2 separate regions of the Mus musculus genome follow, and region 1 is linked to region 2. Evidence: chromatin loops called from intact Hi-C (ENCODE). Cell type or tissue: left cerebral cortex. All regions are shown on one strand.

Region 1 (8,000 bases), 62 kb before region 2:
AGAGCAAACAGTCTGAATTCAAATTATTTTCATCATTCTAAAGTAATAAAAAAATTCCAGCCAATAATTTGAACTCTAAAAATATGAAAACGAGAACAGGTAGAAAATATACTACTCTTGAATAAAATACATATATTTCCTATAGATAATTTTATAAGAAGAAATTTAAACTGAAATTAAAATTTATGCCAAAATTTGTGAATTGAGAACCTGAATTTATACAAGGTTGAAAATTATATAGACAACTTTCACTAGTAAACTATGATTTTTCTGTGATTTGCACTGCATTTACAATAAAAATATGGTTCATAATTCTGACATTATGAAAGATATTAAATAATAAAATGTTTCAGAGCAATGAAACTAAGATCTATCTACACATCATATATAGTCACCAGCAGTCACAAAATGCTTTGAGAATCTCCTATGACTGCAAGGAGACAAGAGCACTATGCAGAGGAACGGGGTCCTCATCACATGTGGGGCTAATGATGTGGACAAAGACATCAGCTGGTTGTCCACAAAGCCATCCCACCAAAATCCTCCATGTGTGTTAATTCACATACACCTTGCTCCACCCTCACACCAAGAATGCCCAACTTTAAGGCAACTGATATGGTTTTGGCTGTCCACTGAATGAACACAGAATAAATGTATGTGGATCAGAGGGCCACGCATGCATGCCTTTGCCCTCAGACGCCCAGTTTAACAGAGGCTGATGCTAGGGCTTTCTCCTTGTCTTCTATTCTTTCCCCTTGTCTGAGAATGGTTTCCTCAGCAGTTCATTTGGATAATGACTATCACTGTCTCACACATGGACCCCAGGAACGAATGAAGGAACGAACGAACGAACGAACGAACTAACTAACCACAAAGCCCTTATGCCACCACAGTAGACCTACAGAGCAGTGAAATGTGCCCTAGGGTATCAAGGGAAGAAGTTGCTGTCACACTATACACTAATCCATTACACTCATACCTGTCTCTTACAGACACCTAGAAGATCTACTTTTGTCATTCTAATGGTATCTTATAATTTCAGACATGTTTATTTAGAGTAGACATTATGCTGTCTCCTATTTCAAGGTGATGACACTAGTCTCTTTCTTTGTAAGGACAACTTGAGAAGAGAGTTTACAGAAGTGAGGTGTGTGTGTGTGTGTGTTGTGCCTCATAGGAATATAGCGGCTAGAACAACACAGGATGGTTCCCAACCATCACACAGTTTGTCCCAGGGAGAGACAAGGTATTGAAAACAGAAAAGCAAATGTGAAAGTAGCTGGAGAATTAAAGTACCTCAAAAAATGCACACTGGTACTTGGCAAAGGCAGGGCCTCCCAAAGACTAAACCTTCTCTGAGTGCCTCTGTTTCAACAGGCGCCAGGAAGACTAGCTAGTTGCTTTCTGTAACTGGGTGACAGCACACAGTGCCTAAGACAGTGTGCACTAGTTACTCACACAACCATCAACCATGTCACATCCTGGGGCCCTACACACATACAGACACACACACACTCACATGCTAGAGAGCTGAAGCTGTTGGCTCTCATGAACCAATCTGTTTCGATGCAAGTTTGGGAAAAAGCTAAAATTAGGGCTGGCTTATCTTTTTCTTTTTTGAATGCAATCTACCAAATATTCACCAAATAATCAATTAGTAGAACTCAGTTTTTTTCTCGTACTTGATTCTGATAGCACACGCACACGCGCACCTGGTCTCCTGTTGACTCAACAGTGAGCCCACCCAGCCCGCTCTTCTAAGCACTCCATCACACGGCTTCCTGGCTGAGCTCCTTTGGGCGCTCACCTCTTCAAGGCTAACTCTAGTCTAAGGAGAACTCTGGTGGGCACAGAGTTTACATCACTCCTGCTCACTAGCTTGCAGCCTGTCTCCTATCTAGAGCCACTGCCTCCCTTTCATGCTGCTGAAACCCTGCAAGAGACACACCTGCATCCACCTACCCCACTGCCTACCTGCCACACTCTGCTTATCTGTGTGGCTGTATGCTCTGTCTCTTTTAAGACGCAGAGATGGCTTGGGTAAATACTTATTTACGGAAAATTCAGAATATATTCATTTAAACACGGTTTATGACTTGGTGCTTAGAGGCAAAAGCACAACAAACCCCAAGACAAGCAATAACCGCAGGAGTGATAAACAAAGGGACAGGTTTTAAGTCCCGTTAAATCCAGAAACTTAGATGGAATGTCCAAGGATTCAAATTCTACCACCAAGGAAAGCCTCCACCAAAGGTAGCATTCTTTCTACAAAATATTTTCTTACTGACATCACTGGACCTATGAAGAAAATGGTTACATAAGACCCAGGATGTTCTACTCATGGGACTAAACCAAGCCATAAAAACAAACTTCACTTTGTTTCATAACCCTGAATTCATAAAATCTCTAAACATCTATGTGAGGTTGCTTCATTTTTTTAACCCTTCTTTCCAAGGGAACCGTGTATTCAAGGCTATCCTATGCACATTACTTCATATTACACAGTGACTACATGTGGGAAACATAACTTACATTTAAAACATGTAATAATTTTAATAATAGTACAAATTAATTTATCTGATGAATTTCTTCTGCTATTGGGGCAAATACCTCGGAATGTCAGAAAAAGAACAAAAGGGAAAAAGGAGGAAACAGAAAACTTGGGAGTCTGTTGGGCCATCAACTTTTACAGAATGTTCTAGAGTACGTCCCTCTGGGGAGGGCAAAGTGTAAACAGACAGACGTTGCCTGGGCATCTGCTGTGCAGGAGCTGAGGCTCTGCCCTACGTGCTGGCAGGTCTGACAATGGAGATGCCAGTGTCTACTCAGTAGTAGCCCTGGCTGCTGTCTCAGTGCCTGTTTGTTTCCAGGTAGCAAATTACAGTTCTTGAGAAATGTAACTAAGTAAAATGCAAACAGATTCATTCCATTCTATTGTCCTTGAGGTTTTGTAAGTCGTTACCAAGCCCTTGCCCTGGGAAATCCCGCAGACCTGCACTGCACCTTGTTCTAAAGGCCATCAACAGTCGTCAGTAGTAGACAAACTTACTATTGAGGACATTCTCCAATTTCTGTGTCATGGATCCTTCTACTTTTTCAGTTCCATCTGCTTCTAGTTTTTGATGGATAGCTAGGAAAAAGCAAACAAACCTAGTTTCAACGTGGGCCACTTTAATGGACAGAAAGATAAAAAAGCCTTTTTAAAGCCATTGAAAAACAATTTTAGAAATTGTCCTATTATTTTCACCATTCAAGAGGAACATATATATACAACATTCTGGGAAAACACAGATGATACTATTTACATTGTTCACACCTTAACATTATTCAAGTAGTATACAACAGACACACTCATCTGGTCTTCAATATAGACTTGAAAAGGAAAAGCGAAAGCGGAGCTTCAGGCTTTGTGGGTCTTTAGCACAATCTTCATGTGGCCATAGGAAATCATTCTTCTACCTCAGCAAGATAGAAAGTACTACTATTTGGGTTCTACCAACCTCAAAAAATTTAATTTCAGACCTGGACTATCACATGGGGAATACATATTAGTTCTCTTATATTCACAATAATTTCCTAGAGGTTCCATGGAAACATTTCAGAACGCATATCAATGTACCAACACTGTGCAGAGAAAGTGTGTGTGTGTGTGTGTGTGTGTGTGTGTGTGTGTGTGTGTGTGTAGGCAGGGGTGGGGTGGGTAGGTGTTTACATTCCTTGACTCAATAATAAAGAATACTGGAGAATGAAGAGGGAAAGTTTAAAACAGCTCTCAGGCTTATTTTGGTAAGGAATTAAGACTATGATTTCAAATTTTAAAGCTGTGACAAAATGAAGCCAGCAGAGCAAACCCTAATTGAATTGTGACTGTGCATGAAGACTGCACTTCTGAGGTGCGTGTGTCACCCACTGACAGTGATGTGCATCCCAGTATTTATATCTGACCGATGAGAAAGAAGACCGTGGTAACACCCAAATAAACATGTCTCAGAAGGTCACCAAGCCAAATTTGGAATGTGAGCTCGGGCAGTCAGGTTCCAGTCTTTAAGGCCTCAGTCCATGCTGCCCACGCAGCACAGATCAGTAACTAACTGGCACTACCTAGGCTTCTGTTTGCATGTCTGTAAAATGAGAGCTGTAAACTTACTGTGCCTTTAGGGAACTGTATTCACTTGTAAAAAAAGAAGTTTCTCCTCACAACAGTGGCAGAAGCAGCCTGGGTTTCTACTTTTTCACACAATTTGCTCAAGTGAAAACCCAAATGCAAGATGTTCCACTTTGTGGTCTTTCAGTGAACCAAACAGCACTTGTGAATATTAATTAGGCACTCACTGACATTCACATGGTGAATCTGTTATAGCTTCCCCTTGGTTACCTAGACAGGTGCCAGTTTATGCTTCAGAAACAAACAAGCCTACTTCATGTAAATGTGGATGTGTCTATTTCTTTTACAAGACTTATATAACTCAATTTGATGCACTGTTTTTTTTAACTCAGTAAGTTTTTAAAATTTAAATTCAGTGTTCAAATACTTTTGAATATGTTCTCAAGTCCAGAGAATGTTTATTTTTCTGTTATTATAATTAGCCTTTAATCCTAATTTTGTTCTTTATAATACATTTTCCTGTAATGTTACCTCAATTTTGTTTTACATACTAAAACACACAAACTGTTCCTGTACTGAATTGAATCAACACATTCATAAAAGAAAAAACAAACGCACGGGGGAGGAACAGTCACTACTTTTTAAAAATTGTCTTTGTTGATTCAGAGTAAAGAAACTGTGAATCTTTACTGGCTCAAACTTAAATTACACAGTAGAAATGACCCAACATATTCCCACACATCAAAGCTTAAACTTGCATTCAACTTGTAAAGTTAAACGGAAGAGAATGTTCCTGCGTCTAAGCATTAAAAGCTACACTAGGCAGACTGCTCTAGGGAAGCAAGTCTGCCCACAGCACATGTAGCACTGCTGAAACGATGCTCTGACAAGCTTGGTTGCAAACGCAGGGCTGGCCCTGTGCAGCTCACTGTCCTGAGCTCCTGAGCGGGCAGGCAGCACATGCTCCACAGCCTCACTGCAAATGTTATTCTCTAAGTGAGAACCAACAATACAGGAAACTGTGTGGCCACATTTTCTGATGCTGACATAAGCCATCACTGATCAGCAGGTCAAGACGGGGTGACCTGGTTCTCTGAGCTCAGTTTACAGCCCTTTCTGCTGACAGAGCAACTTCCTCCAACCCATCTCTACCACAGCAGAGCCACTGTCAAGCTGTCAGCCAAGCATGAGGTCTAAGAGACACTGGGATCTGATAAAAGCAATCCTATTTTCCAGAAAATTAAACCAAATAACCCAATGTCTGGTTCATTTGGCCTTTTATTTTCTCTGAAAACATTTTTAAATAGAATAACTCAATAAGCAACTGGGTACATGATCACAGGTTTGTTATTGTTTCTAATCTATTAAAAACTTAAATATGTGTGCTAGTTGAACATCATAAGCTTAAAGTTAGGAAACAAAAAGGTATTATAAGAGCACTAGTTAAAGAAAAATTGAAGTTCTAGGAAAGGGTCTGCTATTTCTTTTGAACTACATCATTGCCTCACTGTCTGTAAAACACACACACTGAGCAAAATATGAAACTGCAACTTCAGTCAAAAAACTCAAAATGCCTAAGCATGCCCTTACATAGATGTCACTGTTAAATAAGGCACAGAGAGAGAGAGAGAGAGAGAGAAAGAGAGAGAGAGAGAGAGAGAGAGAATATCTATAAAAATGCATTGCTATGCAAGGTCATACTATATGCTCTAACCACTGTGCTTGCCTGCTAGCCTGTATGAGTCAGAACATTAAAGCCAGAGCAGAGACTATTTCCATAAACAACCACAGAGTAAAAATGTTACAGCCTCTATTCTGCAGTCATTATCTTCATCATTTGTTTTTTTCTTACAGCTACCCTTAAAAGCATGGCCAAGGTTAGTTCTAGGTCTATATAGATAGGCTGTAGCTTAGTCATGTTAATGTCCCAGACTCTGAAGGTTATACTTAATAAACGAGACATGGATGAGATGAAATATGTATTTTGCTAATTCAAATTCATTAAAATGCCCATTAAGCAACTGGTTTCTATTAACTATCATAGAAAACGTCAGTCAGTGCTGACTGTCCTCAAGGACACTGCATTACATGTGGTGGTACTGGAAGGTGGGTCATTTGGGCATGCCCTTAAAGGGAAAACTACTGCTTTGGGCCCTGCCTCTGGTTCCTTTTTGCTTTCTGTTGAGTGTGTTCTGCCATATACTCCACCACGGCAAGATGCCTCATTAGAGAACCAAAGCAACAACCACCCCCAAACCTAGGCAACGTAGAACAAAATCCCTGAAACCAAGAGCCAAAATAAACCTTTTTTCTTGTAAGTCAATTATCACAAATATTTATAGTAACAGAAGGTAACAGAAAGCTAACAGTGCTTAAATCATGTCACATTTAAATTGGGCAAGTAACCTATCATTCCTTTCCTTCCCTAATTATACTGTAAATAAGAACTAATAAAACCAATCTCAGCTGCCACACAAAGCCAACAGGTAGGAATGACTCACTCAGGGAACTGCGTCCTAGCACTCTGCCTACACTACATCATACATCAACAGGACATGCCAGACCGAAAATTCCAAAACCCCAGCTCAGCTTCAGGATTCCTGGAGCAGCTACAACATGCAAACTGGTACTGAGTGGCTTGTGTATGAATTCTGCTTTGGTCTCTTTATGTACTGCCAAGAACATTCATTCAGTCTGGCCACAGCAAAACAGTCACAATTTGGGGGTTGCCACCAAAAACAAGTGACCACTGAGATGTAAATGCATGGGCTCCAAGGGCATTCGGGGACCGGTAAAGGAACAGAGGAGTGGAACCAAAGGTGCTACTGAGCTCAGAAGGGCCTCTTACATCTGCTGCGTAATTTATGTGGCAGAAACATTTCTCGAGCTAAAGACTTGCTAGGGGCTTGCCTGAACAGCAGCTGGAGACCCTCAGGAGCATCAAAGCCAACAAAAGTGGGAGAAACAGCAAAGTGTAAGCAAGGGAAAGACGCCTGTTGCTAGAAATAACACAATGCTTGTTACGCGGGCATACAGCAGTATTTTATGAAAAAAATGAATGCAAAAAAAGTTAAAGAGAATAAAGATTTTAAACTGCATATTTAGTTGAGATCAGCTGAGAAAGTAGACTTGGGCTGGCTCTCAAACAGTCTAGACAATGACAACCACCCATGGAGGATATCTAGAAGAGGACTGGGTTTTGGTTTTATCACTCTGCTCCTTTATCTATTCCTACAAACACAGGACATCAAAGACTAGCAGCATCAAAAATTGTTTTTGAGAACTGAAGGCACTGGTTGACACCCTCCAAAGTCTATCAAGCACAGAAATAAGCAAATGGAAACAAGGCATTTCTGTATGTTCTATAAGGCATGTGCCTTCCTGTCTCTCGTTTATGCCCTCCTCCTTTTTAATTCAAGGCTAAACAAATATATCTTTTAATCATTTTTGTGGACACGAACAGCTAATGTATATACAAATAAAAGAACCATGTTGGCTTACGACTCTTCTCAGTAACATCATCACTGGAATCAATTTTCTACAGGGATAACTGTCTTGCAGTACAGTGGCAGACAAAGGCTCTCAGAATAGTGCTTTTTAAAACCATAACTCCTATCATACATTGCTGGTAAGGTACATAATGAAAACAAAACTTCCCAAGGTTTACAAAAGGTATTATGGATATGACTAAGATACAGACCAGCAGCAGAGGACTTGCCTAGCATGTGTAAGGCCTTGCATTTAATTCCCAGCACCAAAAGTTTGTTTTCAGTTTGTATTACTAATTTTGTATGTATGTATGCCTGTGTACCACATGTACTCTGTGTACCACGTGTCTTGGAGGCCAGAAGAAGGCAATGGATCCCTTGGAACTGGAGTTATAGCCAGGGACCTA
Region 2 (8,000 bases):
ACTGGGGGGAAGTGACTGTCTAACAACTCAGTTCCAAATGCCATGCTTGGCCGAAAGCCCTCAAGTAACCCAGAGAGCACTTGCCTATGCTTGCTCACTGGCCACCTAGAAGCAGCCCAAATTATGCCCATGCTCATAGACCTTCCCTGTCCCTTTGGACTCCTCAAAGCTTTCCCTCTCACTCGATCCCATACCACTCCTCCTCTCAACACCCATTACTACATTTGGTTCAAGATATTTTTTGAGGGACAAAAATACCCCTTCTGAATCCAGGCTGACGGCATTATGAACACCTAAGTCATATGCCAAAATTGGGAGATATGGGGATGACAAGAACTACTCCCTGTATCAGGTGAGTTTTCTTGATAATCACAACCCTTAATACTCAGACATAAGACAAATGCTAAATGATAACATGATTTACGAAAGTGCAAATTTCCAATGCCCAAAGACTGAGAAAATCTAATTGGTGACGTTTCTTGCTGTCCTTGGTGTTTGTTTTGTTTATAGAAGTCACATTTGTTTTTGCTTTTGAAACTGGGTAACATTTGTAGCCCAGGCTGATCTTTTACTCAGCATTCCCCTGCATCAGCCTCCCCAGTGCTGGGAATGAAGGCACACTGCACACTGAGATAATCAGGTTTTATATAGTCTCTCTGAATACACAAAAAGGGAAACTAAGGCTCAGAGATGCTGAGTAACCCAGTTGTTGTCATGCAGCTGGCTGGCCGTAGCACATGGAGAGCTGAATGGTTGCTTTAATTCCTACACCAAAATAAATTTGACTTTAATATCCAAATTGAGATCAAAAAAGCCTATGTGTGTATTCACAGCTTCAAAATTCCCTGTGTGTCCACAATTAGGTGAAGTGTGCCCATTTGCACCAATAGCATCATTCCTCTATTCAACATAAACCCACTGTAAAGTGATTACAGTGGTCCCTACCATCCCAGCGCTGCAGGCAGTCAAGGGCATGCACACCTACATCCCCAGAGTTTATCATGCCATACTTCCTCAAACCGTTTGGTAACGGAAGTTATTTCCCACTGCAATCAATCTCAAAATCTCCTACTTTAACATAAGCCTAAAACTCATCTACTAGATAAACATTAAAAACATGTGTAGTATGTGTACTATGTAGTAGGCATTACTAGGAACCTGGGCCTGCTAACACTGAGTACAGAAAAGCCAGGCATAGATAGTGATGTGTCTCAGCACTGAGGAAACTGTGGTATGAGGATCACTTCAGTCAAAGAGTTCAGATCAACCTGAGGGCTGGTGAGATGGCTCAACAGGTAAGAGCACCCGACTGCTCTTCCAAAAGGTCCTGAGTTCAAATCCCAGCAACCACATGGTGGCTCACAACCATCCGTAATGAGATCTGACTCCCTCTTCTGGTGTGTCTGAAGACAGCTACAGTGTACTTACATATAATAAATAAATAAATCTTTAAAAAAAAAAAAAAAAACAAAAGATCAACCTGAATAGTGATCAATCAATAGTGAGACCCTCTCAAAGAAAGAAGAGTAAAACCACAGCCTGTGTGAAAAGATAACTGAGAGACAAGTTTATCCCTAGTGTTTCCTACGTGGTAAGATCCTGCTGTAGCTATACACTTAGAGATTCTATTTGGTACCAAGTCTTTTACCAGAATACAGATTCTTAAACTGTGAGTGGCAATCCTGTAGGTTATACAGGGTTGTGGAACTGAATGCAGAGAGAGGAAAAAAAAGAAAAAGCGAAATGAAAGTCTTCTAAACACATGGGATCAAAAATGAATTAAAAAATGAAATCCATAGTGAATCAAAGGTGTTACCAGCAGTACTCAATCCAACTTCATCCCAGCCTTGGTTCTGAACTTTCTCTCTGTGCACGTTGCCATGTCATGAAGTACCCAAGAGTATTCAACCCAAACCCTACAACTCAGCGTCAAAGTACTATATGTTACAAATAGCAGTTGTTTTCACTGTATGTTACGATTTGAATAGAAAATATCTCCTATAGGCTCAGAACCTCCTAACACTGTTTTAGGCAGTTATGAAAGCTTACAGATGAAGAGCCTTGTTGTGAAAGTGAGTCACTAGGGGGTGGGGACTTGAGGTTTCAGAGCCCAGCCCCACATCCTGACTTCTATCTGCTTCCTGTTCCTGAGGGGTCCCAGGGCACAGTCCTGCCACTATGAGGCAGCCTCACTAGCATAGGCTATATAACTCCAATCTATAAACTGGAGTGAGACCTTCTTCCCTTAAACTGCTTAGCAGGTACTTGGTTACAACACTGAAAAAACTAACACACTACATATATACATACATACATACAAACAAATATATACATATATACACACATACATATATGTGTGTATACATATATGTGTGTATTCATATATGTATATATGTATGTGTATATATGTATATATTATGCATATGTATATACGTATATACACACACACAAACAAAATGTTCTGTTCTTAAAGGAGAAAAATGGTTTTATTACAGAAAACAAAGACTATTCACATTTCCCTACTGGCATTCTTCAGCATGTAATCACCAAGTGATTGGGTCTTTAAATCGTGTTGTGTCCGAATTTTAATCTGAAAAACTGGTTTTTACGTTGCTGATTTGAAGTTCTAAAAGATCACCAATGGATTCGGCTTGGGAGTAAGGACAAATTTGCAACAATCTCCAAAATGTTTCTAACTGTCCTTCTACCACTGTGTACTATGTATTTGTATGTAGAACTGCTCTTCCTACCGATGATTAGAAAATTAAAATAATCAATCAGCTCTGGAAAGCCCTGAAGATGCTCAGTGTCCCGTAGTTACAAATATTAAACCAAGACTTAACTATGTATGTGAAAAGAACCGAGTTATCCAACTCTATGCTTTCATCTTTAATAAATGGTAAGTTTGATGTATACAAAAATTGTCCTAAAATAAAAAGCTTTGTGATTTACAGATAGTGAATACATAGATTGTCTACCTATTTTATAAACTTACATATAAAACCATGGAAATTCTTTATAAATTTTTGGTGGCAAAAGTTGAAGAAGCCCCATACTAGAATACAGCCTTTACAAATGTTTTGAATGTAATCTTCAAGGTATCACCTTTTGGAAGGTAATAGTTCAAAATGTCTGGTACAGTAAATTAAATAATTGAAAAAGAAAAAAAAAGGACTACTTTCTAATAACTCCAAAAATTGTTTCCAACAAACAGAGGTTCCCCTGCTTAAAAATACTGTCTACTGTGTCAAACAAAAGAGAACATGTAAGAGGCAAGCACACATCAGCGTCTTTCTGTCACCTTTCGAATCACAAATTGTTCACACTTAGATCATTCTTGTTTTGACTTTCAGTTCCTTGCCATTGGGGGAATCTGTTACCAAGCCTGGGCCATCACAAGCTAAGCTTTATAAACAAAGTTAGTAGAGAGATAACCAGTTGCCATTAGTGTTTTTAGTGTAAGGCATTCAAATGGCCGAATGGAGGTGTGGCTGAACCCGCACTTGCTGCTCCCAGAGTAGTAAAGGAAACCATTCAAGCTTCCCGTCCACGTTAGCGCGGGGGACTTAAACAGATTCCAAGCAGACCCTGCACACCAGCCGCTCCTCCGGGTCCAGCCCGGCGGCCTGCGCGGAGGCGGGTGGGGAAGGCTCGGCCCGCGGCTCCCACACTCAGCCCCGCGCCCCGGGTCCCTCACCGCGCCTCCCCAGGTCGCCCAGCCCCGACGGTCCCGTGCCACCGCGGAATTCCACTCCGGACCCGGGGCGTCCTCACCCAGGACGCGACACTCACCTGCAGCTTGCAGGCGGTGTCAGGTCCCAGCCAACCGGTTCCAGGCCGCCGCAGCCAGCACTAGGGCCGCACTTCCGCACGCCGCGAGCGCCGAGCGCGTCGATCCGCCGCCTAGCCGAGCACCGAGTGCTGGATGGACCGCCTCTTCCCAGAGGGGAAGGAATAGAAGGAGGACCAGACTATGGAGAAGGGAAGTTAGAGGATATCGACGGCATGGAAGTGGACAGAGAGGGAAGAAAGGGAAAGTGGGGAGGGAGGAGGAGAGAAGGGTGGAGAGGTGGAAAGGAGAAGAGGAATTGATGGGAAAGGGAGAAAAGAAGGAGGGAAGCAGAAAGGAGGAGAGGGAGAAAGTGGAAGGGTGGAATTCGGGGAGGAAAAAGAGGGGAGGGGTAAAGAGGATACAGTCGGTTAGAGTCACAGTAGATGTTGCCCAAGAGTCCACAGCGGTCAGGGATCAGCACCAGGTCAAGAGGCAAACCTCAGTCAAAGGACTGCATCTAGCCAGGAGTGCCCGCCTTATTAAGATTTCTCACAGGTCAGAGCTTTGGGGTCCCAAGGGTCTGAGTGGCAAATTGATTTGCAAACTCACAAGACCCCCATATTATAGAAACGACTGCTATCTACAGCCCATAAGCCCTAAGGTTTGAAGGTACCCTCCTGTGGACTCTGGAGATGGCCAGCTGAACTGAAGCAGACATATCCCTGTGGCTTCCTCTGTAGCAGGAACGAAGGACAGTGATCTTCAGCAGAGGATAATGGCAGAAGCATAGGGTCTACCTGTGGTTGTGTTGCCATGACTGTGGAGAGAAGTAGCTACGGGGTGCCCATTATCTAAGACCAATAACAGCCTAACCTTTCTAATGCTGAGACCCTTTAATACAGTTCCCCATATCGTGGTGACCCCCAACCATAAAATTATTATGTTGCTACTTCATAGCTGTAATTTTACTACTGTTATGAAGGCAATGTAAATATCTGTTTTCCGATGGTCTTAAACAACCCCTGCGTGAAGATCATTCCCCCAGGGGGGTTAAGAGCCACTGGCCTAAGCTATTTTTTTTTCAGATATCTTTCTGTGAAGCATACCTTATGCTTCATTCAGTACATACACTGAAGAGGGTGTCGTACAGGCACTATGAATTAAGAGATATTGTATGGCTTCATTTTTCTCTCCTATTTGTGAGAAGATACGTCAAAGTGTTTCCAGACCATCCATTTTGAAGATCAAGGGAACACTCTTTATTCGTGAGCAAGAGACTTGGCAGCAGAGGTCCTAAGGAAATACTGTAAGAAATCTCTGGCAGTCACGGAGCCTTTCACTGTGAAACAAAACCCTTCAGGTCTCAGTGACATGCCATTTGTCAGGTAAGGCTGCCTATCATCAAAGCCAGAATGGTGGCTCTGGAAAACTCACAGAGTTTTCCCTGGATCAAAAAAAAATAATAATAATAAATATACTATGCTAGTGAAACAGAAACACTCAGAAGAGGAAAGAGACTCTTTTGTTAACATAAAGAACACTGGTACAATTTTCTTTATTTTTCCCCTCCCTCAAGTTTCTGCTCCTAACCCTGAAACTAACTAGCAAACACTGGTGCAGAAGTTGCCAGAAAATAAAACTGTTAAAACTAAAATTGCTACGGTAGCCACTGAGGCTACAAATCATTGTATAGGTTTATGTTCTCAACACTTTCAGATTTCATTAGAACTAAAAAGAAGGATTTTGACACAGTACTTCCAATCTATCTAAAACAGTCTTCGGAAACACCAGGAGACACCACTAGGCTCCCTGGATAATTTATGTATCTGTTTTGCCTTACATCAATACCTTAAGTACTCAGTACTGCATGGCATGTCAGCTTGAAAGGGGCCATACATAGTTAGTGTGCAACCTAACCCTCAACACAACTGTAAAGATGCCATCTCTTAAGGCGCCTTCTTAGGAGAAGCTAACGATTAGTTAGTTGTCCTTGCTGGGGCATTCCTGCCATATTCATTCTCATAGTATGTACCACAGAGACCCACTGTGACAATGATTCAGTCCACCAGGCTGGCCATCCATTAGACCTGTCAGCAGAGTACCAGTCTCTTCATTTACTCTCTTGTCCTACTCTTGAACTTCCTGAGAGAAGGGATTGTGTGTGCTTCACAAAATGGTTGTAGGATGAAAAGCTGAGATTCAAGTGTTCACCAAAGCTGTGGGGAGAGATCTATTTCTAGCCATCTACTTCAAAATCTGCTAAACAGCCAAGCAAAAAGAAAAAAAAAGCAATGTTTGATAAATTTTGACGATATAGTGACAGTTGACATGCTTTAAGCGAATACTACCAGTGTTGGCATCCTTCGTGGTTAAAGCTGCAGAGACAATTTGAAAGCCTGCAAGGTTGTCTGTCACACAACCCGAGCTCTTTCAGAAATTCCTTAGCCATGGTTCTTGGTTTAGGAAACCCTTTGACTCATGTCCTTTTTACCTTCGTTTTAGCTATCCTGTGCTCCTAGCAACTGCCCTGATATGAACCTAGCAATCTCCATTTCTCATTGGCTCCAGGTCTCAGTGTGAAAAGTCTTCAGCAGAGTCATATGTCTCTGATCAACTTTACAGTGAAATGGAGCCCCGTGGGCTTTTTATTTACTTGAAATTTGCATATTTCAATTTGAAAATTGTAAATAAACTTGGCTCTAAAGAGGAGGCCTGGTGTTACTGTTACCCCGACCATCTGGCTCTTCCTGCCATGCAGTAGTGCAGATGTGCTGAGCACCTGTGTTTATATCTGGGCGTCGCTGGTGGCAGCTTATGTCCGTAGGTGGTCCGTGAGGGAGTGAAGAAATTGAGGAAAGGTTCTCTCTGCCAAAGATATATGAGAGCCACATAGCCTGGAAAAAAAAAAAAAAAAAAGGAACTGGGTCAGAATGTGGGAAGGGCTCAGTTAGCATCCGGGGATGCTCTCTAGTTCCTTTTCAGTCCCCAGAGGGCAGAAATAATCAAATGCTATGATTATATGTGAATAGGAATTAAGATCCCTTTGGGTCCTAAATAGGGGGTTTCTAACTAAATGTATGGTTTCGTTTTAGTTACTTTTAGTTTTTCTTATTTTGTTGGTCTTTGCTGTCATTGTTTTCAAAGAGTCTCACTGTATTGCCCAGACTGGTTTTGAAATTCCCTGCCTCTGCCTCACAAGTGCTGGGATTGCAGGGGTGTCCTCTCACCACGGCTTCTAATTTAGTTCAGATTGCTAGCTAGTAGTAGGTGACTGTGTGTCTGTCTGTCTGTCTGCCTGCCTGTGTGTGTGTGTCTCTTTGTATGAGAGTATGTGTGTATGTCTGTGAGTGTGAGAGTCTAAGTGTGTATCTGTGAGTGTGTGAGTCTCTGTGTGTGTGTCTGTGAGTGTGTGAACCTGTGTGTGTGAATCTGTGTGTGTGAGAGTGAGTGAGTGTGTGTGTGTGTGTGTGTGTGTGTGTGTGTGTGTGATATTAGATAGTTTGGAATTTCCTTTTTTACTTTGAAACAGGTATGCCTGTTCAGTTTGAGCAAAAATAAATTTGCACAATGTCAGTGGCCATAGGACTGACATAGAAAACTACATAAATCTCCCACTTTCTCCCAGTTTATCCATGAAAGTGGTAGCATCTGAAGAAGGCAGGGTTACTGGATTCCATTTTGTAGCTCAGCTGCCAAGGTCTGTTCTCCCACTGGTTATCCTGGTCCTGTCTGTCCATGATGGCATTTCCTTATGTTCAGCAGGACTCCCCTAAAGTGTAAGGCTCAGAAGCATGTCTTTCACAGGGACTGACCTCAGGTTCTCAAGGCAGTGACAGGACACCAACATTGTAGCTCTGCACCTGAAAAGCTATGTAGAAAGGAAGCTGTGCCTTACCCACTCAGGATGTCTTCATCCTCAACTCTCTATCCTGTAAGTGAGGAGGCAGCCCGTTGCCAGCCAGCATGTCTTCACATAAGGAACAGATGCACGGATTAAAGCTAGGAAGCATTTTCAAACCACATAGACTTTCCACTTTCACCAAGTGAAACCTTTGTTGTTCCCGGCTGCACCCTTGTAACAAAGACACTTAACCAGGAAAGTTGAGAAGTACTTCATTTTTCACTGCTCCTGAAAAGAAATATTCAAAGTGTTCAACAGCAAATTATGATGGGAAACAAAAATATCCACAGTCCTGAAAAAGAAATCAAGAACTAACTATAGCACCAT

The links. A loop is a pair of places that touch in the nucleus more often than their neighbours do. Peaks named below come from ENCODE experiments on the same cell type or tissue, not always from the same donor. Only the 100,000 strongest peaks of a DNase experiment are listed, where the experiment ranks them.
Region 1: it touches region 2 in a loop (2.0-fold over the local background); 11 of 42 quality-filtered maps call a loop at or near these places.

The regions. Positions count from the first base shown.
Region 1 is chr13:30,908,121-30,916,120 of GRCm38, forward strand. Exoc2 (exocyst complex component 2) reads right to left here. Exons shown (of 28, transcript NM_025588.2): 7 at 3,050-3,130. Among named protein-coding and RNA genes, the nearest start is that of Hus1b, 36 kb to the right of the region's middle. In left cerebral cortex, no CTCF peak of the experiment used is centred here; DNase peaks (open chromatin) are centred at 4,188 and 5,045; H3K27ac peaks cover 269 bases.
Region 2 is chr13:30,970,204-30,978,203 of GRCm38, forward strand. It overlaps Exoc2 (exocyst complex component 2), which reads right to left and starts at 3,844. Exons shown (of 28, transcript NM_025588.2): 1 at 3,793-3,844. In left cerebral cortex, no CTCF peak of the experiment used is centred here; DNase peaks (open chromatin) are centred at 3,882, 6,553, 7,036 and 7,717; H3K4me3 peaks cover 1,747 bases; H3K27ac peaks cover 1,035 bases.